Regions from separate parts of the Mus musculus genome. Here region 1 is linked to region 2. The links are chromatin contacts, found by Hi-C or POLR2A ChIA-PET in ENCODE. All regions are on one chromosome and are shown on one strand. Each heading gives the region's core, a stretch centred on a gene start or an enhancer-like site at or near the end of the contact. The rest is flanking DNA. Distances are from core to core; before and after follow the strand shown. Region 1 overlaps Adk (adenosine kinase). Region 2 holds the start of Ap3m1 (adaptor-related protein complex 3, mu 1 subunit).

Region 1 (7,142 bases), core at 807-3,306, 33 kb before region 2:
GTTGTGTAGTCTAGGCTGCTCTGTGATTCATGTCCAGGCATGGGCCACCCCACCCAGCTTATAAATGAATAATAATTTTCAGACTGCAAAACTGACTCATCCTTTTACAATTATAAGAGCTCCAAAGGAGAAGAAAATACATAACCAGCTATGGGAGAGTGGCTGAATGCAGGTAGGGCAGCTAGCTTCCTAGTGGTTTTACTTAAGGTCTTAGTAGATTTGTATCAACCTGACACTAGTTAGAATTATCTAGGAAGAAGAAACTCAATTGAGAAAACACCTGCAGGCAATTTGGTAGGCCATTTTCTTGATTAATGATTGATGTGAAAGGCCAGGGGGGTTGGAGTGCACCCTGAGCAAGCAGGCAGATCTAGGTTGTATATGAAAGCAAACTAAACAAGGCAGGAGGAGAGGGCCACTAAGCAGCATCGCTTCAGAGCCATGCTTGGGTTCCCCAGCGGCCTGCCCTGCCTGTGTTCTTGTGCTGCCTTCCTTTGACAATGGACTGGGATCTGGGCTGTACACAGAAATAAACCCTATCCTCTCCGAGTTGCTTTTACAGTTTTATCACAGGAATAGAGATCCCTCTCTGCCTCTCCCCAGTTTCATAGTGATTCTGAGAAGAAACAACCCTCACAGACTGAAGCCAGATGCCAGGCAGCCCCTGAGAGGTGAGAAATGTGCTGGTACACTATCAAAGCTCTATTTCGGAGAACTGCAATCATTTCAGCTAACTGACAGGTCCTTCAGAAGCTCAAGCCTTCCCGTGTTTGAGCTGATCCTGAGCTTGCCCTGTGCTCAGAGTTTCCCAAAGAGCATCTCAAATACAACCAGCTGCAACTGTTTAACATTCCAGCTGCTTGAAGCAGTTGGAACAAACAAGTTAACCAAAAACATAAAAGGGAAAGTGTAAGGAAAAAACATCCACAGAGGGAACCTCCAGAATGTTCCTAAAATTGCAGTGGCCAAGCTTAAGGAAGACAAGGGAAGGCCCGAAGCACCCATATCTGCCTGGGCAGAAGACCGCACAAGCACAAACGACAGCTTTACTGCTGTAAGCTCTGGCTGCGTGTTTAGGATGTGCCTCGACAGGCACAGTATCTCTAAGCAGACTGGGAAACAGTAGCAAGTATAACAGGAATGTGAAAAACTGGATCCTCAGACATTGTTGGAAATGTAAAATGATGCAGCCACATTGGTAAACAGGGATGAAGTTTCTAAAGAAGGAAGAAGAGACAGAGAAGGAAGGAGACAGAAAAATGGGGGCTTTTACCTCAAAGGAACAAAAAACATGGTTTGTTCTGAAGCCAAATGTGAGTGATTATACCCAGAAATAGTTTACCAAATGCCATGTTCCAATAATGTAACAGTTTAATAAAGTTTTATAGTAACACAAGAAAATCATAAATCAAGACCCTTTCTGAATACATTGGTAGAAATATTAGAAAAGCTGGGAAATCAAACTATGGACTTCAGATGTTATCTGCAGGGGTCTGTCTGTACATTCCAAAAGATTTACCTAACGGTCACAAAGATATTAGGTCACACGGAGAGGAAGGTAATAAATGGTTATTAAGTGTGTTAAAGATAGCCCAAGATAATTTGGCTTGGCAACATTCCATCATTTCCACATCATTAAAGTTCTAATGAGTCAGTCAGCCTTTGTTGTCAGCTTCTATCCAGGAATTTTTGTTCACAAAATAACATAAAATTATCCTATGAAGCTGCATCCTTCCCTAAGAGAAACAAACATATGGCAACACAAAACTTACACATGGGTGCTCACAGTACTACTATTCACAACAGCCAGACTGAAAATAACCCATAGAGCTGGCTTAACAAAATAACCTACACATCAAAACGTATTCAACCATGAGAAGAAATGAGATACTGATAAGCTGATATGACATGGATGAACTTTAAAAACATTTTACTCGGGGGCTGGAGAGATGGCTCAGCAGCTAAAAGCACTGACTGCTCTTCTGAAGTTCAAATCCCAGCAACCACATGGTGGCTCACAACCAACTGTGATGAGATCTGGCGCCCTGCCCTCTTCTGGTGTGTCTGAAGACAGCTACAGTGTACTTATGTATAATAATAAATAAATCTTTTTTAAAAATTACATGATTGTGCTCATGACACAACAGAATAAAAATTCACAGAGGTGTCAGGCTGTGGCAGCACACACATTTAATCCCAGGCTTCAGGAGACAGAGGCAGGGTGATCTCCGAGTTCGAGGCCACCCTGGTCTACAGAGCTAGTACCAGGACAGTCAGTGCTACACAAAGAAGCTCTGTCCTGAAAACAAGACAAAAACAAAAATTTTTTAAAAATAATAATTCAGAGGCAAAAAAGTAGATTTTACAGTTTCCAAAGGATGGTTGGTACTATACAATAGGTAGAAAATGAGTGACCGCTAACAGCTATAATGTTTCATTTTTAAACTGATAAAAATGTTTCAAAACTATTCTGCAGTGATAGCTGTTGGACTCTAAGTATAAACTGATCTGTCTGCTTTAAAATTAGTTTATACTATATGACTCATATCTTTAAAATTAATTCAAACAAATGGACATAATTGGTGTTTACAAAATGCTAAATTCAACAACTGGAGCATGAGGTTTCCACTCAAAATATTATTGACTGAGCTGGGGAGAGGAACTCGTAGGTGAAGTGCTTCCATGCTACACAAGCAGGAGGACCCGAGTTCTCAGAACCAAAAGGGCTGGCAAGATGGATGGCTCAGCTGGTTAAGGCCCTCGCTTCTAAGCCTGATGACCTAAGTTCAAATCCAGAATCCCTATGGTTAGAGGACAGAACCAATTGCCACATTCTAACCATGGCACACGTGTTTACAGACAGACAGACACACACTAGTACATAGGCTGTAAGCAGAGGAGGGAAACCACATACAAGCTGGGTGTTGTGGCCCACCTCTGGATTCCTCCCTACACTGGGAGTCGGAGACATGAGGGTCCTAGGGCTTGGGGACCAGTCTAGTCAAAACAAGCTGCAGGTTCAGTGAGGGGCCCTGTTTCACACATGCACTGTCTCAAACAAATGAGACGATGAGAGAGACAGAAGGGTGGGGACAGAGAGAGGGAGACTGAAAATAATGAGGGGGCTGTGAGATGGGTCAGAAGTTAGGAGTACATAATTCCAGAGGACCTAAGTTCGATTCCCAGCACCCAAATAGCAGCTGACAACCATCTGTAATTCCACTTCAAAGGGATCTGACACCCTTTTCTGGCCTCAAGCACACACTCTGTCTACAGACATACATGCAAGCAAAACATAAATACAGAAAAGATAAAACTTTAACAGAAATTAAATTCTTTAAAGTTTGTTGAAAAATAACAGAAAATAAAAAATTAACTAGAAAGTTCTCAAATATTAAGACTTAAAAGGCAGAGACAGGAAGATAACTCCAAGTTTAAAACTAGTCTACATAGAAAGCTTTATTAGGTCAGTAGAGATTACTCTGTCTGAGACTCTGTCTCAGAAACCATACATAGGAGTTGACACTGGAGACACAACTCAGTGAGAGATAGTCCTGGAGGGCCCAAGGTTTGATTCCTTATATCATAAGAAAAATAGGGGGGAGGGGGGTGCCATGTCATGTCAGATGTGGCAACACAGGCCCATAATCTCACCTAGGAAACTAAAGCAGTAGAATAGCAAGTTCAAGGCTTGTATGGGCTACAGAGTGAGTTCGTGGCCAACATGGGAAACTTAGTGACACTTTATCTCAAAATAAAAAAGACTGGGATATAGTTCAGTGATAAAGCACTTGTCTACTACCATGCACATGGCTCAAAGTTCAATCCCCAATACAGCAAGAAAAGAGAGAAAGAGAGAGAGGGGGGGAGGGAGGGAGGAAGGAAGGAATGAACGAACGAACGAACTGATATAATGAGCAGAAAAATCAGTATAAATTGTACAGTTATTTGAATGAATACAGTATATCAAAGTTTTTTATGATACAAAAGAAAAAAACCGAGGAAGTCAGCTGCTGAGTGGCAGATCTGAGGCCCCTACTTCACACACTTTCCCAGGGTGACCAGCCACTTGGACCACTTCCTTCATGAAAAGGACACACTTAGTCCTTATTGAGATAGATATTTACTCTCTCTATGGATTTGCTTTTCTTTCATCTAATGCTTCTCCAAAGCCTACCTACCATCCATGGACTTACAGAATGCCTTCCCCACAGTCGTGGTATTTCACACATTGCTTCTGACCTAGGAACTCACATTTTAGCCAGAGAAGTGTGACAATGCACCCGTACTCATGGAATCCATTGGTTTGGCCATGTTCCGTCCATCCTGAAGCATCTGACCAGACAGAACGGTGGAATGGCTGATGACACAGTTACAGTGCAATTGGGTAACAGCACCCTGGAAGGATGGTGCAGGATTCTCCATAAGGCAGTATATACTTTGAATCAATGTCCAGTATACAGTATGGTTTCCTCGCACAGCCAGGACTCACAGGGCCAGTTATCAAGGGGTAAGAAGTGAACGATTCCATTTACTAGGGCCCCTAATGGCTCACTAGCAACCTTAAATTCTGGCGGCCTAGAAATTTTGGTTCCAGAATGGGAATTGATTCTCACTAAACACACACACACACACACACACACACACACACAAAACATTCCATGTAACTGGAAGCTCAGACTTCTGGCCACTTTGGGCTTCTGATGCCCTTAAGCCAAAAGGCAAAAAAAAGGAAAAACAGTGTCAGGAGGGGGCGACTGATCCAGATTACAAAGGGAAAACAGGATTGCTGCTCCACAATGAGATAAGGAGTGGACAGCAGGAGATCCTTTAGGGTGTATGTCACTTGGCACTACAGTGTCTGTCTAGGCAGGATGACAAAGCACACAGACCCTTCAGGAATGAAGGTATGGGTCACTCCTCCAGGAAAAGAACCAAGACCTGCTGAGTGCTTTCAGAGGGTGGAGAAAATACAGAATGGTTAGTAAAGGAATGAAGTTATAAATACCAACTAAGGTCATGTGACCAGCTGCAGAACCATGGAATGTAAGTGACATGAATATGTCCATCCTAAGAATGTACCTGCATATGTATGTAGACACACGTTACGCAATATTTATATTTTATTTCTTTATAATGTAATGTAACATCAATTGAGATATTAGTGGTTATCACATTTATGGTATTCCTCAAAGAATATTGCCACCAGTTCTAAAATATATAATGCATTTTCAGTTGTTTGTAGAACTGTTATATCATGCTAGGTAGAAATATAACCAGGCTATTGTTTTCATTTGAAAATGAAGCATTATATAATGAGATGTGGTTGTTTGTCAAGTTGACAAGAGGGTGGACTTGGTTGTCAACTATATCTGGAGTCACCTAAAACCTTAGTATCTGAGCACACCTATAAAGATTTTCTTGATTGGCTATAAACCTGAACCACACCTTCAGGTGCCAGTCCTCCTAAAAGGACATGAAAGAAGGACTCTTTGCCTGTTTGCCCTCACTTTCCCCGGCAAGTTCACCCATCGTACTCCTGAGGATTCCTTCCCTGGTATTTGTGCCTACTTCAAGAGTCCAACAGAGACCAAAGAGCAGCTGAGACTCCCAGCCTTGTATACTGAATTAGCAGACTCTAGGGCTGGCTTTCCATAGGCTTGGATGCTATTGTTGGACTATCCACACAGACCACAACCTGAAAGCAAGCCTGTCACAGTAAATCCTCTTGAATTTTCAATCATCGGTTTTATTCCCTAGAGAGCCCTGACTTATACACTGCCACATTTACACAAAGACAGAACAGTGTCCTCAACTAAGGAATAGAGAAAGGTGGTAGAACACTGTCAAACTGTGCAGGACAAAAAGGAAGACAGGAGAAAAACAGGATGTTCATGGGAGTTTTGTTCATCATAGCCAAAAATTGTAAAGTACACAAAGAGCAGCACAGTAACACTGTAGCTACCTACAAATGATGGGACAGTACTCGGGAACGGAAAGGATAAGCTACTGACACACCAAAACGGATGAACCTCAAAATTGTCATGATAAACAAAACTCGAGTAGCCCTTAGTGTACAAGACTCTTTATACGAAGTTACAAAATAGGCAAATTAGTTACTGTTAATAGAAGAACGAAAGCAGCTGCCTGGGTGGTGAGGGGAACAGGATTAATTGAAAAGGAGCTGAAAGAGAACTTCTCAAAAACTGTCCTGTATCTAAGGCTGAGTGCTGTTTGTGCAAGTAACTATACTGTCAACATTCAGCTACAAGGGAATGTAGCCCAATGGTGTAGCATATGTGATAAAAGAGGTTCAGTCTCCAGCAATGAGAAAAAATGTTAAATGCAGGCTCTATGATTTTACAGCATATATACTGTTGGCATAAAAAATATAAACTAACAGGGGTAATGTGTGGCCTTTAGCTATATAACCCTTACATTTGTATACTAATTCTTATCTTTGTTGCACATTCTAGAATATTTCATCTCTGACCAGCATTATCTGCTTTTTTAATCTTCCTATTGGGAAACTCTTTTCAACATTCTAACTTGTTGAAATTTCAATCCCTAGCTCCCAAAATCTTCATTCCAGAGTGTATTCCTGACTTCTCTATTAGTTCCCTGCTCTCCTCACAGTAAAACAGTTTTAAAAAGAAGTAAAGGCAGCCGGGTGTGGTGGCGCACGCCTTTGATCCCAGCACTCGGGAGGCAGAGGCAGGCGGATTTCTGAGTTCGAGGCCAGCCTGGTCTACAGAGTGAGTTCCAGGACAGCCAGGGCTACAGATAAACCCTGTAAAGGCTCCACTAAACAGCCAGTTCCTCTGTGCTATAGAAAAGTGTTTTTATATATTTATTATTTGTTCTGTGTGTGTGTGTGTGTGTGTGTGTGTGTGTGTGCGCGCACGTGCGTGCACACATGTGCTACTTGGTGGGTGTCAGAGGACAATGTGCAGGAATAGGCTCTCTCCTTTTTAAATTTTCACAAAGTACCAATAATAGGGGAGGCATTATTATTTATTATTATCTTTGTTGAGCAAACTAGTAAAGAATTCCTAGGGGGAAAAAAAATCAGCAAGATTACATAACCTCCCAAAAATCAGACAGCAAATAAATGATTCTAAACTTCATATAATGTGCTTTTT
Region 2 (6,665 bases), core at 2,763-5,262:
TATATCTCCCATCCTAAGAGGCCCCGCCTTCAGAATAATTTCCCTGTAAAGGCAAACTCCTTACTTCCCACCTAGTTAGCTTCTAGTCAGGTTAATAATGATCACCTTGTATTTTTCACAAGTTCCGCTTAGTTCACAGGAGTAGACTAGCACCTGGATCTTACCTTTTTCTTTCTCCATACTCAGTTCCTAGCACAGTGCCTGAAATAGCACACACTTGAAAGACAGACCGAAAGAACAGACTGGGCATGTGTTCAACACTACTTGGAAGATGCTGTGTCTTCTTAGAGGTGACCCCTGAGGCAGTGAGCTTGGCTAAGATTTCCAAAGCAGAGAAAAGAAAATTGAGTAGTCCTTGTGTAAATGTCTGATACTCAGTTTCTTTCTCCTCAAATGAAAACATGTTACAATCTGATTCTTTGAAATCTTAGCAACTTCCAGGCCCTGAAAAGCAAGCAGCTTAACAAATGGTAAAGAATAAGAAAGGAAAAACTCTTGTCAGATGGGCCTCCCAAAGCAGTTTCTCACTCTCAACAATCCTGACAGTTTTAGCCTGACAATCTCGATCACAGAGGGATTTCTTCTGTACTGATAAGATGCCCAGAAACACCATTATGCATTGGTCGGAGCATCATGATGGGAGACCAAACAAGGAAATCTCTACAGCTGTCAGATGTTGTGGTTTACAAAGGGACTCACTATATAACCTTGGTTGACCCGAGCCTGCCTCTGCCTCTGCGTCCAAACTGCAGGGATTAAAGACATGGGCCACCATGCCAGCTTTTCGCTTGTTTTAAATCACATTTAGTTGTTTGTTTATTGTCTGTGTGCGTGTATAAGTGCATACCAAACGGGCTGTCTTAGTAAGGGTTCATTGCTGTGAAGAGACAGCATGAGGACGGCAACTTTTTTTTTTTTTTTTGGTTTTTCGAGACAGGGTTTCTCTGTATAGCTCTGGCTGTCCTGAAACTCACTTTGTAGAAATCCGCCTGCCTCTGCCTCCCAAGTGCTGGGATTAAAGGCATGCGCCACCATGTCCGGCTGAGGACAGCAACTCTTATAAAGGAAACATTTAATTGGGGCTGGGTTTCGGAGATTTAGTCCATTATCCTCATGGTGGGAAGCATGATGGTGTACAGGTGGGCACAGTGCTGAAGGAGCTGAGAGTCCGATTCTTGATCCATAGATGACAGAAGAATCCTTATTGCACTATGCCTAGCTTGAGCATAGTGAGACCTGAAAGCCATAGTGACACACTTCCTCCAATAAAGCCACACCTACTCCAACAAGGCCATACCTCCTAACAGCACTACTTATTATGGGCCTAGCATTCAAACAGGTAAGTCCATGAGGACCATTCCTATTGAAAGCACCACATGGGTCCTGGATCTGGATTAACACAGGTCATTAGGCTTGGCAGCAAGCACTTTTCCTCTCTGAGCCATCTCACCAGCATCTTTAAACTTTACTCCACTCCCCTACTCCACCAAAATTATCACCAAGTTTTGCTAAATGTTTCGTCTAAGATAAAATTCCCCAAGTTAAAAATCACTTCCTAGGCTGGAAGGATGGCTCAATGGTTAAGAGCAAACTGCTCTTTCAGAAGAGCTGATTGGGCTCCCAGCACCCACGTCAGATGGCTCATAACTGATTCTCTTCAACTCTAGATCCAGGGCATACAAAGCCCTCTTCTGGCATACATGTGACACACATTCACACAAACACACACACATACACATAAATAAAAATAAGAACTATTTTCCTAAAGATAACTGACAACTCACAAATTCCTAAATTCTTTTCCTAATATCTATAAATGCTTTTTACTAATTTATATGTTCTCCACTGACGAATTCTATACATTAAACTGTGCCTACAATTTATGCTGTTTTCTCTCACAGTTAAACAAAATTGGTAGAAATCTCTTAACTGCCAGGAAAATCATAGAGCAATTCAGCCGAAATGCATTATCATTCAGCAATCCTAACTAACAAAGGGAGGAACAGTCTACTCAAAGGTCTCTGCATAAAATTAAAGAATCCATACAGTCAAAATCTTTTAACTTCACCTGTGCAGAAAGCAATAGGTTAGCATTATGGAAAGTGAATTTTATTCCTCTAAATTATCTACAATTTTAAATAGACAGATATGTATATGGCTCTTCATTTTTGGTAAAATTGAGATAATTATAGAAATGGTCTTATCAGGTTGGTTTGGATTTGAGTTAAAATACGTAGAATGCAGAAACAGCACCTGGCATATACATATCTAAGTATTAATCATTACCATGGATCATTTTTAAAAATGCATACTCGAATAGAAGCATGTCTTGGATGTTGTGTAAACACACTAGAACCAAATAATAAACTTGAATCCTGATGCCCAGGGTTCGAATTTTCCTTTCTTAAATGTTTTCTTTGAGCTTCAATATCCTCACCTGTAAAATAAGGTTAATCCCTGCATTTCTTTCATGGAGGCTTCTTTATACCGTTACTTCAGATGGTAAGCACTGTTAAAATGGATCATCATAATATATAAAGTATCATTTTTATTAAAAGAAAATCTAAGGAGACAGTATGCGTTTATTCAGTGGGCGGGGCCAGAGGACAACAGAAGAACAGAATAGGTTCACTCCGTCCACCACGTGTGTCCTGGAGTCTGACTGAACTCAGGTCATCCGACTTGGCAGCAAATGCCCTTATCTGCTGAGCCATCTCACTGACCCAGATAATCTAAAATTTAAAATAAAACATCCTCAGTTTTTTGGTTGTTTTTTTTTTAATGTTTTACGTTTGTGGTATTAGACATGCACAATAACCTTCTAAGAATAATAGGCACTAAATAAACCCACTAAAAGGGACCTGCTCAGACCCATTCCACCAAGAACATGATTTGGGACCCCCCAACTTTCCTTTTCAGTTGTGAATCAATTCTCCTTTTGAACATGGAAAAAATATGTTGAAATAAATGGAATTTGCCTTGTATAATCAGTAACAGGCCCACGGTTTTAAATCAGTTTGATGCGTCTATTTTTAGGTAGCAAAATCACTGCCTTCCAATGAGCACTTCAAAGTCATCAGACACTGAGCGCGCTGGACTTTATACTTATTAGGAAGAAATTTTTTTTAAAAAAACGAACGGCTTTTTGTAAATGAAAGTTGCAACATCAATTGTGCGTCAGGTGTTGGGAGAGAGAGCTCTCCGCTCCTGCCAAATATGCAAAGGGGAAAAAAAGAAAAACAAACAAAAACTTTCCTAACCTAAGCCTGAGGTTGCTTGGGGGTCCCATGAAGGGGGTCTCCAAAGATGATTTCAGAAAGCTGACGGAAAACTCAAAACGCTCTTCTGCAACGCCTTCTGAAGAATTCCAAGAATGTTATCTTTTACCAGGGTCCAGGAGGCGCCGGGCGCCTTCCCGCTAAATACCCTAGGAAAGGATGCAGCTCCAGATAGGTCCTTTGGGGTCGCGCTAGCGCGGCCCGCGAAGACAAGCACGTGGCGCCAGAGGAAGGCTCGGCCCCCGGGCCAGCAGCTCTGATTGGTCAGTGGCTGCCAGGGCCGAGAATGCACCTGAGCAGAGTCCAGAACAAGAGGGCACTGAGGGGAACAGCAGCTACGCGGGCAACTCCCCGAGCTGCAGGTCCAGCGCGTTGGCCCCACGAACGCAGCCACCAACCAGCTGCGCCAGCCCACGTGGGCCTTGGCTCACTGCGAGTGCCATCTCCCTCCTCCCCCACGTAGGGCAGCTCTCACCTCAGCGCTTGTGGCGCTTCCACCTTGAGCTTTTTGGGCTTGGGCTCGTCCGCAGCTGCCATCTTCACACTCTCACCGTAGTTTGGCTCTGCCGCGCGTCCCGCCCCTCAGTCCGGTGGCCCCGCCCCTCAGCTCGTCACCGCCCCCTTTCCACTAAGCCCCGCCTCTCCAAGCTCCGCCCAATCCGTGACTCTAGTCCATAACCATTGGCTCTACGCGCTTCCCTACAGGACCTCGATTACTACGGTAAGGGACCCCAAACGGAGTTAGGCTGCGGGTGAGCGCCTGCGCTCAGGGAGTGCCAACCTCCCCGTTCCTTCAGCCCCTGAGTAATGTGGAAGAGTCAGATCTTCAACCTCTGTAGACACCGAGCCTCTCACTGAACGCCGTTCCGCTCGTTGTGTCTATCTAGTCCAGCCGACCTCCTTGGTGCCTCTGCGGCTGCTAGTCAGGCAATCTGCTGGGCACTCCGAGCGCGGGGTCCTCGCGGCATTCTCTGCTGCTTCAGCTGCGGTGCAGAGAGGACCCGGCACCGAATCACTGAGTCGCCCAGGTGTCGGGGTGAGTGTGAGGGCGGGGAGTCTCCGGGCTGGAGACCTCTCCAAAGCCGGGGAGTAGACCGCATAGCTCCGGCTCGGGACTCTAGCCTGGGCTCCAGGAGCGTCCCCGCTGCTGTGCACCGGGGCCGCGCCTGCCCGGCACGTCCGGGCTTTCTAGCCAGCTGGGCCGGAAGGGAGCGGTGCACCTGCCACGTAGGGTTCTCGGACCCTGGACCCCAGGCACGGGAAATGTCATCTATAGTGAGGTGCAGTACCGACGACTTGAATTTGTAGGACCCCAGGTTTGGCCTTGGAGGGCAAGTCCCCTGAAGAAGCTAAGAACGCTCTCTTTATAGGGTGGCGCCTGCGTGAGCTGGCCTGGGATGGGGAAACAGTGAGTAGGGTGTTGCAGCTTCTCAGGAGACAGGTGACAGGGCTGTAAACTAAGAAGGTGGCCTGGAGAATGGAAACATAATGAGGGGTGGGCTGATTGGATGCAGTGGATTTGTTTGATATTGAAGCTTTAACTTCCTAGTTGAGAAGTTGAGTCACTGTAAAAATCCGGCGTTCTCGCGGGGAAAGAATTTTTTTTTTTTTTTTTTGGTGGCATTTGGGATTTTGACTTGAAAACACATTACACAGAAGAAAAGGAATTTTCTGCAGGCAAATATATAAATCCTTCCTCTGTATTGAAAGAAGAAAACGTGCCCCCCTTTTGAGAGAGTCCCACTGCTATTATCGTCTGTTTCTCAGTGTCTTCCTGGTTTTTAAACATTTTTTTTTTACATTTATTTGTTTGTTGTATGTGTGTTGCATGCCACAATATACATGTAGAATTCAGAGACCAACTTCTGGGCCACAATTCTCTCCTTCCACCATGAGGGTCTTAGTGCTCAAACTCAGGTCCTTAGGCTTGCTAGCAGACACCTTTTTTGATGAGCCATCTCAGTCTCCTTATCTTTGTTTTACCTACTTGCTGCTTTTAGCTAAGAACCACACTGCTATGCCGTTGCCAACATCCTACTGAGTTATCACTAAAATTACTTTAACCAACATCACCCATCACATCAAATATGACAATCATATATTCTCGGTATAGATTTAAAAAAAAAAGTCTTGGAGCTGGAGAGATGGCTTGTCAGTTAAGAGCACTAGATGCACTTTTGATGAACCAGGTTCAATTCCTGGCCCTCACACAGTGGCTGACAACTGTCTGTAACTCCAGTCCCACGGGGATCCTACTCCCCCTACTGGCCTTCTTGGGCACTGCACACTCAGTGTACAGATACATATGCAGACAGAGCACCCATACAAATACAATAAAAACTTAAAGAAAAAAAACAAAACTACTTGCGAATCAGAAAAGTTAACCCCCTTTTAATGCATAAGACATAGATATATTTTAAGTAGGCATGTGTTTTGGGGTTTTTTTTTTTTTTCTAATTTGTGTGGGAGATGCTGCAGAGAACCCAAGTTCAGGTCTTAACAACCAATAACTCCAGGGAATCTGATGTACTTTTCTGGCCTCTGCAAGTACCTGCACTCACATGACATATACAAACAGAAATACATACAAAATTAAAGTTTAAAAAACTTGGGTTGTGAGCTGCCTGAGATGGGTGCTAGGAACTGAACTCTGGTCCTCGGCCGAAGCAGTAGATGGTTTTAATCCCACCCCCTGTATCTCCAGCTTTAAGGGATCCACTGTCCGCTCCTGGTCCTCATGGACCTGCATTTACATGCACAAACCCACACTCAAATACACATAATACACATCTAAATTATTGAAAAAAAAAGTCTTATCAAACAGTCTGTAGGGAACAGTATGATTTGCTGAGGGTAAAAGACTGGAAATGTTAGATCATTGGTGGCCAGCAGTCATGGCATATGCCTTTAATCCCAGCACTTGGGTGGTAGAGGCAAGCAGACTCTTGTGTTAGAGGCCAGCCTGGTCTACAGAGTGAATTCCAGGACAGCCGAGGTTACACAGAGAAACCCTATCTTGAGAATAAAAAGGAAAATTTTAAAAAGGAAAATTGTAAAACATTTTTTGATATTTATTTTTATTACTTGTTTATTATTTGGGGTTTATTTTTATTATTTGCATTATTGTATGTGTTTGTATGTGGGTATGTGCACATGAGTGCCATGCCCATAGAAACAAAAGGCAATAGATCCCCTGGAGCTGGAGTTATGATCTGCCTGACATAGGTGCTAAGATTGAATCTGAGTGCTTTGTTTGTTGAGTTAGGGGTTCAGTTTTGTTTTGTTGTTGTTGTTGTTGGGGGTATGTTTTGTTTGGTATTTTGTTGTTGTTGTTGTTGGTTTTTCAAGACAAGATTTCTGTGTGTAACCACCCTGGCTGTCCTGGAA

What was found. A loop is a pair of places that touch in the nucleus more often than their neighbours do. ChIA-PET counts read pairs that join two places held with the same protein, here RNA polymerase II (POLR2A).
Region 1: a loop to region 2 is called in a map of left cerebral cortex, with 1.9 times the contacts of the local background. The contact joins the enhancer-like site here to the promoter of Ap3m1 in region 2. A Hi-C loop is called at or near these places in 9 of 37 maps with a recorded cell type or tissue (gastrocnemius, heart and left cerebral cortex). POLR2A ChIA-PET finds 5 or more read pairs at or near these places in 5 of 5 experiments (Patski and embryonic stem cell).

What each region holds. Positions count from the first base shown.
Region 1 is chr14:21,080,776-21,087,917 of GRCm38, reverse strand. The region is part of intron 1 of Adk (adenosine kinase); the gene reads right to left. Among named protein-coding and RNA genes, the nearest start is that of Adk, 32 kb to the right of the region's middle. Within about 2 kb of position 2,056, at least 1 of the 3 ENCODE cell types and tissues checked has a DNase peak (open chromatin) inside an H3K27ac peak, as active enhancers do; it is gastrocnemius, where a contact is called at or near this core.
Region 2 is chr14:21,049,789-21,056,453 of GRCm38, reverse strand. Ap3m1 (adaptor-related protein complex 3, mu 1 subunit) reads left to right here and starts at 4,012. Exons shown (of 9, transcript NM_018829.4): 1 at 4,012-4,314. Adk (adenosine kinase) reads right to left here and starts at 3,880. Exons shown (of 11, transcript NM_134079.4): 1 at 3,754-3,880. The coding sequence starts at 3,815.